Linked DNA regions of Homo sapiens: region 1 is linked to region 2. A link is an interaction called in ENCODE POLR2A ChIA-PET data of the cell type or tissue named here. Cell type or tissue: K562. All regions are shown on one strand. Links, peaks and the distances in the headings refer to the core of each region. The heading gives the core; the rest is flanking DNA.

Region 1 (5,604 bases), core at 605-5,604, 280 kb after region 2:
AGAACTCAAGGGCTTGATTGTTTCTGTGTGTGGCCTCTGACAGGCATACACAGGGGCCTTTCTTGTTGGGCAAACACAGCACTTCTTACTACTTCACCTCTCTGTGACAGGAAGTGGGAGTTAAACATGGGCTAGGAAGGACACATCACATAGCCTTTTCCTTCTTCAGGTTTCTGGAAGGCTGCTTATGTTTTCCTCACTTGCATCTCAGACGAGACAGATTCTCACTCCTGTTACTCAGTGGGAGGTTTCCATGAGAAGCTAACAGATAGTCCTTTCCAAAGAGGTCTCGTGGCTAGATAAACTTGGGAAATGCTGGATAAACAAAGTTAAGCAGATTTACTTAATGCAGAATTTCTGTTAACTTCTCAAACCCTTTTGTGTGCTGTGATCTTTGCTAATCTCCAAGATGGGGATATCTAATGCAACATTTCTCAACCATATTTGTCTGTGGAACCCCCCCTTTTTTTTGAGTGTTCTGTAGGATTGATGTTTTGCAGAACCCATCTTGAGAAATACCATCTTGTTGGAATTAAGTCCTAGAAGCACTCACAGGCTTGACTCATCTTCCTTTACATGCATACCTTCTCTTTTGAGTGGCAAGACTGTGGGTCTGCCTTATCAGAACTTGGGAATTCCATCTTTAAAATAAACTGTGGGGGCTTTCTGATCCTAGCTGTTCTCCCTATATATGAGTGTGAGTGTGCTAGACAGCTCACTGAGCTGAAATCAAAGAAATTTTCCAGGCCATCTTCAGGGATCTGAGTATAATTCATTGAACATGAGACCTGAAGTATCATTTTCTAAAACTGAACGAACAAATGCCAAGGAAGAGAAAGATATGTTGGACCTGATGGGACTAGCATGAGAAATGGCCTGTCCAGTGTTGTAGTGAGATCTTCAAGAACAAATATGTTCTTGAAGGGACATATTTGCCCACCTGACACAGACAGTAGAGGGGCAGGCCCTTGTTTCTTAACATCAGGTTAGCCTGGTCCTCACTTGGCCTTAAAGACCCCATTGAAGACACTCGAATCTATCTTTCTCTCTCCATTTTTAGATAAGACCTCTGGACTTTCTTCACCTTTTGTTTTACAGAAGAGGATGTGGAGAACTTTGACGTGACCAACTTGTCTCAAGACATGCTGCGAAGCATTGAGGCTGACAGCTTTTGGTGCATGAGCAAGCTGCTGGATGGAATCCAGGTGAGCTGCTTCTGCCCTTGTGGGAACAAACGTCTAGGTCCAGAGGCTCCCAGCAGGGCTTTGGTTTCTTTCTTGCTCTTCTGTATCAGGCAGGACCACCCACCCACCCACTATGGCTCCTCCTCCTTTTCATCCATCTCTATCCTTCTTCATTGGCTTTACAGCTTTCAAACAGCAATGGTGGGTCGGGCACGGTGGCTCACGCCTGTAATCCCAACACTTTGGGAGGCCAAGACTGGAGGATCGCTTGAGCTCAGGAGTTCAAAACCAGCCTAGGCAACATAGAGAGACCCCTTCTCTACAAAAAATTTTAAAATTAGCCAGGCGTGGTGGCGTGTGCCTATAGTACCAGGTCCTCAGTGGGCTAAGGTGGGAGGATCACTTGAGCCTAGGAGGTCAAAGCTGTAGTGAGCCATGATCACACCACTGCACTCCAGCCTGGGCGATAGAGTGAGACCCTATCTCAAAAAAAAAAAAAACAAAACAGTGATGGTGTAGTGTCCCTTGGAGTCTGCAGAAATCTCCATGTTGCCTTGACTTCGTCTTTGGAGTAGACTGCTCCTTTCTGCTCTGTACCCCAAGCACATGGGTTTGCTTCCACACTGCAGGGCTCCATTGGGCTTTCCCCCAACACTGTTGTTCTGTAGATTTCTTTGTTTCCCAGAACACTGTCACTGGCCATTGGTACTAGCTTTGGAAAATGGCCTGAACTTCTAAACGTGTTTCAGTGAATGTCAGGTGATAACACAAGTTAGAGTCCATGTTCATCCTGGGCTCTGTGTCATTTGCAGGATAACTACACCTTTGCACAACCAGGAATCCAGAAGAAGGTGAAGGCACTGGAAGAGCTTGTCAGCCGGATTGATGGTAGGTTCAGAGGGAGAAGAGTTCTCTAGCAATAGCAGAGTTGATTCTGTTATGAGGCGGTTGTGCTTGTGGGTCCTCTCCTCAGCTGTCTTCCTAGCCATGACCCTTTCCAGCGCACTGAGTGCTGCTGGCAGCACCGGGATCCTTCCACATCTCAGCAGGAAGGTGAAGTGAGAACTGTGCTGTTATATCAAGTTCTTCTTTCCCCTTGGTTTCCTATCACCAGGCTCTATCGGTTCTCCTTCAGCAGCTCTCTTCAGTACGCCCGTTCCCCACTTCCCCAGCCACAGCTCTGGTCCAGCTTCCTCCTCAGAGGGCTTGCCTTCTCCATACTCTTCTCTTCCAAACTATCTGTCACGCAATTGCATCTTTCTGCAGCTCTGTTCTGGCCACGTCCCTCTTCTGCTCTGAAGCCTCCCATAGCTCTCCATTGCCTTCAGCATCCAGCCTGTCGTCCGGCCTTGTCCTTCACGTTATGATGTAACTCATAACTCCTGGGCTTGATATGGGGTCCTCAGGCCTGGCTGATACCCCAGCAGGACTTTATACAGCTTCCCAGGACTTGTGTGGGGTGGGGAAATTGAGATGTGGCTCTTCCTAAGGCACATGTCTTTGAGGAACAGCCTTACAGGAATTCCTCAGCTTTGGCCTAGAGTCATAGAATGTTAGAACGAAAGGACAACTCAGGAAGCTCTGCTGTTGACTGATGTTTAAGTGAGGCATGGGGAGAGAAGTCGGTGGGATCTCTAACACTAGTGAAGTTGTAGTAGCTCCCATAGGACTCTGCCTGTCCTGACACCAGCTAACAAATGTTATTCCCAGGCTTTCCTACTCATTGGATTTTCTGCTTCACCCAAGCAAAGCCTTTCTCCCTTACCTGCTGCCCACCCCCACCCCCAACATTGTATATCTTTCTCTCTTCTTTCCCAGGTTCTCTTTTCATGAAAACCTTCATTGAGTTGTTCCACTCACTCTATTTTATGACTTAGCATTTCAATCTTCTGAACCCATTTGTTTATTCACAGTTACTTCCCGTATGTCACATGTGGAATTTTTTTTCCGCTGTGTCTTATCACCCTGGCCCAGCTGTTAGCCCTCACGTTTGGGCCCCTTGTGCAGGTCTCTTGACATCCCTCAACCGGAGCCTAGCACAGAGTGTATGCTGCCCTCTTCTGGGGGATAAGCTGGCTGCCAGAGGCTGGTCATCAATCAAGTTTCAACAGGCAGATGCTGTGGTTTCTGCCACTGTCTGCCCTATCCTTATTTTTTCCGCCCTTACAAATACGTGATACATAAAGGCATAATACTTTGGAATAGTGGATTTTTAAGTATATATATCTTGGATGTTTCTTTGCATTGTAGAAGTAATACTTCCTCATTAAAAAAATTTAAACAGGCTGGGGACGGTGACTCACACCTGTAATCCCAGCCGAGGCAGGAGGATCACTTGAGCCCAGGAGTTCAAGACCAGCCTGGGCAACATGGTGAGACCCCATCTCTACAAAAAATTTAAGAAGTAGCTGGGCATGGTGGCACACGACTGTAGTCCCAGCTACTCAGGAGGTTGAGATGGAAGGATCACTCGAGCCCAGGAGGTCAAGGCTACAGTGAGCCAAGATCGCACCACTGTATTCCAGCCAGGGTGATAAGGTAGGAATCCTTCCTCTCCTTAAATTCTTCTCCCCAGAAATAACTTGTTTTTTGAGATGGAGTCTTGCTCTGTCGCCCAGGCTAGAGTGCACTGGTGCGATCTTGGCTCACTACAGCCTTGACCTCCTGGCTCAAAGGATCTTCCCACCTCAGCCTCCTGAGTTGCTGGAATTATAGGTGCGCACCATGACGCCTGGCCAATTTTTGTATTTTCAGTAAAGACAGGCTTTTGTCATGTTGCCTAGCCTGGTCTTGAGCTCCTGGGCTCAACACTCCGCCCACCTCGGCCTCCCTAAGTGCTGGGATTACAGGTGTGAGCCACAGCACCTGGCCATAACCATTGTTAATAGTTCTTCTTTCAAGAATTGTTTGAAATATTTACCACATTCCAGGTGCCATTGTAAGCACTTTACTTGTGTGTTCTCATTTATCTTCCCTGAAACCCTCTGAGGTGTGAATGATTATTCCCATTTTATAGGGTAGGAAACTGAGGACAGTAATTTAGAAAACAATCCCACTAAGCATTATTTGGAGAGCTGTCCTGTGGAACAGCAATCAGGTTTGTTTGGGCTTGCCTGAGAATATCACACGAACACCAAAGGGTGGGAGTGAGGAGGCAGCTGGTTTTGTTGAATATGGTGAAGCGCTTTCTGGTGAATCACTTCATACATCAGTGGAAGAGGCTTCCCTTGAGTGGAGTTTGTGAGCCCCTTTCGCTGGCAGTGTTCACATCCCTGCTGGCTAGCCATCTGGCGGGGATGCTGAAGAGGAGTTCCTCGCCAGTAGGAGGGTGGCCAAGGTGACCTCCATGGTTCTTTTCAGTTCTGGCTTCTTCTCTGATGAGTACTAAGGTTGAGCAGCCAAGTGAACCTCATTATCCTCTGCTTTGTGGCCAGAGCGGCCCCACAAAGGAAGCGGGGCTCCTAGAACATCACTGGGGGATGTTAAAATAGTTCTGTCTGCTGGGCTGAGTTAACCATGCAGTGTTGCTGTGAGATGATGGAATCAAACATAAAGGACAGTCAGATGGCTGTCTGCCTCCTCTGTGTCTGCTTACCCATGGGAGGGGGCAGTAAGAAGTGGGAGCTGCTATTTTGGCTCCTGTGGCCCTTTCAGGGTCCAGTCCCCTAGGTTGATCCCCAATGATGCTTCCTGTTTCAGAGCAGGTACATAATCACTTCAGGAGGTACGAGGTAGAATACCTGCAGTTTGCCTTCCGCTGGATGAACAACCTGCTTATGCGGGAGCTTCCTCTTCGCTGCACCATCCGCCTGTGGGACACATATCAGGTAGGAGGGATTCCCCGGCCTCTCTGTGCCAGGCTGTCTCTGAGGTGTCCAGCTCTCTGCCATGTTGTGGAATGTAGCTGCTTAGAAGCTTCCCCTTCTCCTCTTTTCTACTTCCATGTCTGCTTTAGCCTCAGGGCAGGGCCTTTGCTAAGTCTCTTCAGAACTCCATCTCCCCAACCGTGAAAGAGTTTCCCACCTCCCAGAAGGAATGGAACTGAGAGGACCAGAGCTGAATCTTTGTCAGGGCTGGGAGACCTAACTCTATTTTTCTGCTTCCCAGTCTGAACCAGAAGGGTTCTCCCACTTTCATCTCTACGTGTGTGCAGCCTTCTTGATCAAGTGGAGGAAAGAGATCTTGGATGAGGAGGATTTTCAGGTGAGTGGCCAAGAGCTTAGTGTGGGCAGGGAATGAACATTAGAATGGGAGTTAGCCCCTCAGTGGGCAGTGCAGACAGAAGGTGCCATAGCAGGTACCTGGCTGGGAGTAGGAAGGGAGAAGGGGTGCTCTGAAGGGGTCGTCCCTCTTAGTTGGCAGGAAGTCACTGGAGCCCAGGGGTTCTTCAGTGTGAGAAGGGTGTTTGTGCCAGAATGGC
Region 2 (6,222 bases), core at 545-5,544:
TCATGTCTTTCAAGGAGACTCAATTCACCTCTCCTTTTCTCTTTCCATCATCAAGCCCAGACTCAGAGAGTGGGTGGGTTCACCCCAGCAGGCTCCTAGTGCTCAGACCAACACCAGTACTGCCACTCCTTGAATGGAGTCAGTACATGAATACATCTTAGACGTTTTAATGAAAGCCAGTTGGAAGTTATGCTTCACTTTCTAGAAACAGGCTTGAGTAAACTTTTTAGAAACATATTTATTTTTGTGGAGCAAGGCAATATATCCTGGTCTGACTTTATTTTTAAAATTATTTTGGGGGGTGGGGGTAAGGGGAGGGAGAGCATTAGGACAAATAGCTAATGCATACAGGGCTTAAAACCTAGATGACGGGTTGATAAGTGCAGCAAACCACCATGGCACATGCATACCTATGTAACAAACCTGCACACTCTGCATATGTATCCCGGAACTTAAAGTAAAATAAATAAACACATAAATACATAAAATTATTTTTAATATACAATAATCCCTTGCTATCCATGGGAGATTGGTTCTGGGAACCGTCCCCCCTCCACCGCAGATACCAAAATCTTCAGATGCTCAAGTCCCTGATATAAAATGGTACCATATTTGCATGTAACCTATGCCCATCCTTCCACATACTTTAAATCGGGGGGGGGTCCCCAAACCCCAGACCGTGGACCAGTACCAGCCTATACCTGTCAGGAACAGAGCCACACAGCAGGAGGCAGGCATCTGGCAAGCTAGCATGACCGTATGAGCTCCCCCTCCTGTCAGATCAGCAGCGGCATTAGATTCTCAGAGGCGCGCAAACCGTATTGCAAACTGAGCATTCGAGGGGTCTAGGCTGCGCGCTCTTTATGAGACTATAACGCCTGATGATCTGAGGTGGAACAGTTTTATGCCCCGGTCAATGGAAAAATTGTCTTCCACAAAACCAGTCCCTGGTGTCAAAAAGTTTGGAGATTGCTGCTTTAAATCATCTCTAGATTATTTATAATGTCTAATATACTGTAAAAAATATGTAAATAGGCTGGGCATGGTGGCTTACACCTGTAATCCTAGCATTTTGGGAGGCCGAGGTGGGCGGACCACCTGAGGTCAGGAGTTTGAGACCAGCCTGGCCAACATGGCGAAACCCCGTCTCTACTAAAAATACAAAAATTAGCTCGGTGTGGTGGTGCGCTCCTGTAATCCCAGCTACTGGGGAAGCTGAGGCAGGAGAATGGCTTGAACCCAAGAGGGGGAGGTTGCAGTGAGCCAAGATCACGCCATTGCACTCCAGGCTGGGTGACAGAGCAAGACTCCATCTCAAAAAAAAAAAAAAAAAAAAATAGCCGGGTGTGGTGGCAGGCACCTACCTGTAATCACAGCTACTCAAGAGGCTGAGGTAGGAGAATCACTTGAACCCAGGAGGCAGAAGTTGCAGTGAGCCAAGATCATGCCATTGCACTCCAGCCTGGGTGACAATAGTGAGACTGTCTCAAAAAAAAAAAAAAGTATATGTATACGTAAATAGTTGTTAGGCTATATTGTTTAGAGAACAATGATTTTTTTTTTTGAGACAGGGTCTCACACCATCACCCAGGTTGAAGTGCAGTGGCCTAATCTCGGCTCACTGCAGTCTCCATCTCCCAGGCTCAAGTAATCCTCCCACCTCGGTCTCCTGAGTAGCTGGGACTACAGGCACATGCCACCACATTCAGCTAATTTTTTTGTATTTTTGGTAGAGATGGGGTTTTGCCATGTTCCTCAGGCTGGAAGAATAATGATTCTTTTTAAAGTCTATATGTATTCAGTACAGATGCAAACACCCATTTTAAAAAATATTTTTGATTCATGGTTGGTTAAATCTGTGGATATGGAACCCACAGATATGGAGGGCTGACTGTATTTTATCATGTCATTAGAATACATCACTTTTTTTGAAGCATAATTTAAAATAAAGTGCATAGAACTTAAGTGTATGGATTGATGACTTTTCATGTGTGTTCACCCACGTAACCATCAAGATCCAGAATGAAGGCTCAGAAGACGTCCAGGGCCCCGGAGGGCTCCCTTGTGCCCCCTCCCAGTCAGTACCCACCCCGCAGTAGTGATTTAATTTTGGATAGGCAATACATTCACATGGTACAATTCAAAAAGTACAAAAGGTAAACTAGAAAATCTCCCTCCCATCCTGCTGCCAGAGACCCATTTTTTGGAGGGGTGGAGGAGAGACAGGGTCTTGCTCTGTCACCCAAGCTGGAGTGCAGTGACACAATCACGGCTCACTACAGCCTTAACCTCCCCGGCTCAAGTGATCCTCCCACCTCAACCTCCTGAATAGCTGGGACTACAGGCGCACTCAGCTGTACCTGGCTAATTGTTTGTATTTTTTGTAGATACAGAGTCTCACCATGTTGTCCAGGCTAGTCTCGAACTCCTGGGCTCAACCCATCTGCTCAGCTCAGCCTCCCAAAGTGTTGAGATTACAGGTGTGAGCCACTGCGTCCAGCCTCAGACACGCATTTTTTCTCCCATGAGAAAATATTACTGGTTTCTTGCAGACGCTTCCAAAGAAAGGAGATACACACACTTTATATATTATATCATATCATATTATACTATATTAATTTTCTCACCTTTTTACACAAAAGATACATAACTAGTCAATTGTGTACTTTTTGCTTAACAACTTACAATGCTAGAATCATTTCAATAATTAGCAAATTAATATATTTACCAAAAAGTGCCCCTTACAAAAGAGTTGGTTTATTAAAATTCAAACCTTCATTACCAAACACTTCAATGATGCTTGGCTTTACAGCCCTCTGAAGGTCCTTAGGCAGTAAGCCCTGCTGCTACATCAGAAAATGCAATTCAATTAGGAAGACGTGATTCATGTTAACTTCTCGGCAGCCCTCCCAATAAACCGTGCTGTGAGATTCTGCCGTCTTGGTATTACCTCTTCCTTTATAGCTGTTATCAATAATAACCACACGGATTTATATTAGCAGTAACTCATGAGCTCTAAAGAACATGTGTAAGACACACACAAAAATGTGACTGAAATTTGAAGCATAAATTGTGGAATTTCTCAAAGGCCTGAATTATTGGAGCTTATTAGGTTGAGGTGAATCAAAGTGGAAAGAACTATTTTGCCCTTTTAGATGTATTAAGCAGTTTTCCTGGGAAATTGGTCAAGAGAACCGACTGGTGTTGTGTGAACTTCTCGGAAAGAGCAGGTCTGGCCCTGCCAGAAGGCAGCTGAGAGAGTTGGGCTGGGCTGAGTTCCAGGAAACAGAGTAGGGGCTAGTTAGGAGTGGGAAGGCTAGCAGGATGATGCAAATTCAAATCCCCAGGTACATCAGCAAGGCCAGAGGGTATAAACAGAGCCCCAAACCAGAGCCACAGCCAGTGGGCAGGGCTCTGGAGCTGGACTGGCTGAGAATGGGCTTAGGTGCAAGTTGGGAGACACTGGATCATCGCCAAGAATAAGGGCAAAGTCTGGCCGAGCGCAGTGGCTCACACCTGTAATCCTAGCACTTTGGGAGGCCAAGGCGGGCAGATCATGAGGACAGGAGTTCGAGACCAGCCTGGCCAATATGGTGAAACCTCGTCTCTACTAAAAATACAAAAATTAGCCGGGCGTGGTGGCACGTGCCTGTAGTCCTAGCTACTCAGGAGGCTGAGGCAGTAGAATTGCTTGAACCCAGGAGGCGGAGGTTGCAGGGAGCCGAGACTGCACCACTGCACCACAGCCTGGGTGACAGAGCGAGACTCCATCTCAAAAAAAAAAAAAAAAAAAAAAAAAAAAAGAATAAGGGCAGGGCAAAGTCCACTAGTCTCTGGGAGAGTGTGTGGGGCACGCTGACTCAGTATGGGAACAGATACATATGGGCTTTGCAAAGGGTCCGCATGGAGAATTGTAACAATAATAGCCCCAAACAGAATCAAGTTCCCTGTGTCCATGCTCTTTTGCAATGTAACTTTGTTGCTTCCACTACCACAAGGTGGAATCTATTTCACCATCCCTTGAATCTGAGTTGGTCTTGTGACTTGCTGTGACCAATAGGATGTGGCAGAAGTGATGCTGAGCAGGCCGGGCGTGGTGGCTAATGCCTGAAATCCCAGCACTTTGGGAGGCAGAGGTGGGTGGATCGCTTGAGGCCAAGAGTTTGAGATCAGCCTGGGCAATGGTAAAATCCAGTCTCTACAAAAAAATTTTTTTAAAATTTAGCCAGGCATGGTGGTATGTACCTGTAGTCCCAGCTACTCTGGAGGCTGAGGTGGGAGGATCACTTGAGCCCAGGGGGCCAAGGTTGCAGTAAGCTATGATCACGCCATTGCACTCCAGCCTTGGTGACAGAGTGAGACTCCATCTCAAAAAAAAAAAAAGTGATGCTGGGCAGCTTCTGAGGCTGGGCTTCTGCTTTCGTGCTTTTGGAGTGCTTTCATAATTACGTGAGGAACCTGGCCTGAAAGACCACAGGAAGAGAGAGGCCCAGGCACCCCAGCCAGTCTAGACCACCTAACCCAGCGAAGCCATTAGCAGACTGTTGCTGTGTGAATGAAAACAGCAGAGGAACCATCTAGCCAACCCACAGAATTGCAAGAATAATAAACAGCTGTTCTAAGTCACTAAGTTTAGGGATGGTTTGTTACACAGCATTACATAACTGATACATCCATCTACACTATCAGCGTACCACTCAGGTCAACAAAGGGTATCTCATGTTGTGCAAACTCAGAATTGAGACCCAAATTGTAAGCATTTTATGTGTTAATAATTATATTCTCCAGAACCCTTTCACATGTTCCTTTTATTTTTCTGAGGCAGGGTCTTGCTCTGCAGCCCAGGCTGGAGTATACTGGCATGATCGTGGCTCACTGAAGCCTTAACCCTCTGGGATCAAGTAATCCTTCCACCTCAGTCTCCTGAGTAGCTGGGACCACAGAAACATGCCACCATGCGTGGGTAATTTTTGTTTGTTTGTTTGTTTTGAGATGGAGTCTCTCTCTTTCGCCCAGGCTGGAGTGCAGTGGCACAATCTCGGCTCACTGAAAGCTCCGCCTCCCGGGTTCACGTCTTTCTCCTGCCTCAACCTCCCGAGTAGCTGGGACTACAGGCGCCCGCCACTGCGCCTGGCTAATTTTTTTTTTGTTTGTATTTTTTTAGTAGAGACGGGGTTTCACTGTGTTAGCCAGGATGGTCTCGATCTCCTTATCTAGTGATCCACTTGCCTCGGCCTCCCAAAGTGCTGGGATTACAGGCGTGAGCCACCACGCCCGGCCATGACTGGCTAATTTTTTAAATTTTTTGTAGAGATGGGATTGCACCATGTTGCCCAGGCTGTTCTCAAATTCCTGGGCTCAAGCAATCCGCCTGCCTCGGCCTTGAAAAGTGCTAGGATTACAGGCATGAGCCACCACGCTCAGCTCCACAGGTTCTATCTAATTTGTCATGACAACCCATTGAGAAAGAGGAAAAGGAAATGTGGTATCTCTCCATTAAACAGATAAGAAAACTGAGGCTCAGAGAGATATGTGGCTGTCCCAAGATTACTCAGCAAATCAGTAAAGGTGCTGTTATAGACTGAACTGTGTCCCCCCAAAACTTATATGATGAAGCCCTAGTCCCCAGTGTGATTATATTTGGAGATAGGACCTTTAAAGAGGTAATTAAGATTAAAGGAGGTCATAAGGGCCTTAATCCAACATGACTGGTATCATAAGTAAAAGAAGAGACAGGCCGCGTATGGTGGCTCACGCCTGTAATCCCAGCAATTTGGGAGGCTAAGGCGGGAGGATTGCCTGAGGTCAGGAGTTTGTGACCAGACTGGCCAACATGGTGAAACCCTGTCTTTACTAAAAATACAAAAATTAGCTGGGCGTGGTTGTGGGCGCCTGTAATCCCAGCTACTCAGGAGGCTGAGGCAGGAGAATCACTTGAACCCAGGAAGTGGAGGTTGCAGTGAGCTGAGATCGTGCCACTGCACTCCAGCCTGGGCAACAAGAGTGAAACTCTGTCTTAAAAAAAGAAAAAAAAAGAAAAAGAAGAGACATCAGGGATGCGTGTGCAGAGGAAAGGCAGCAGTGAGAAGGCGGCCGTCTGCAAGTCAAGGAAAGAGGCCTCAGGAGAAAAAAACCTGTGATACTTTGATCTTAGACTTGCAGCCTCCAGAACTATGAGACAATAAATTTCTGTTGTTTAAGCGACCCAGTTTGTGGTATTTT

Evidence for each region. Peaks named below come from ENCODE experiments on the same cell type or tissue, not always from the same donor. Only the 100,000 strongest peaks of a DNase experiment are listed, where the experiment ranks them.
Region 1: POLR2A ChIA-PET joins it to region 2 with 5 read pairs; 1 of 35 experiments calls an interaction of 5 or more read pairs at or near these places.

The regions. Positions count from the first base shown.
Region 1 is chr6:37,311,820-37,317,423 of GRCh38, forward strand. It overlaps TBC1D22B (TBC1 domain family member 22B), which reads left to right. Exons shown (of 13, transcript NM_017772.4): 9 at 1,099-1,205; 10 at 1,997-2,072; 11 at 4,884-5,011; 12 at 5,292-5,387. Among named protein-coding and RNA genes, the nearest start is that of RNF8, 39 kb to the right of the region's middle. RefSeq lists an enhancer at 3,014-3,308. In K562, for the core only: a CTCF peak has its summit at 3,248 (motif pointing left); a DNase peak (open chromatin) is centred at 3,192.
Region 2 is chr6:37,035,580-37,041,801 of GRCh38, forward strand. No RefSeq gene overlaps it. Among named protein-coding and RNA genes, the nearest start is that of FGD2, 33 kb to the left of the region's middle. In K562, for the core only: no CTCF peak of the experiment used is centred there; DNase peaks (open chromatin) are centred at 3,282 and 3,990.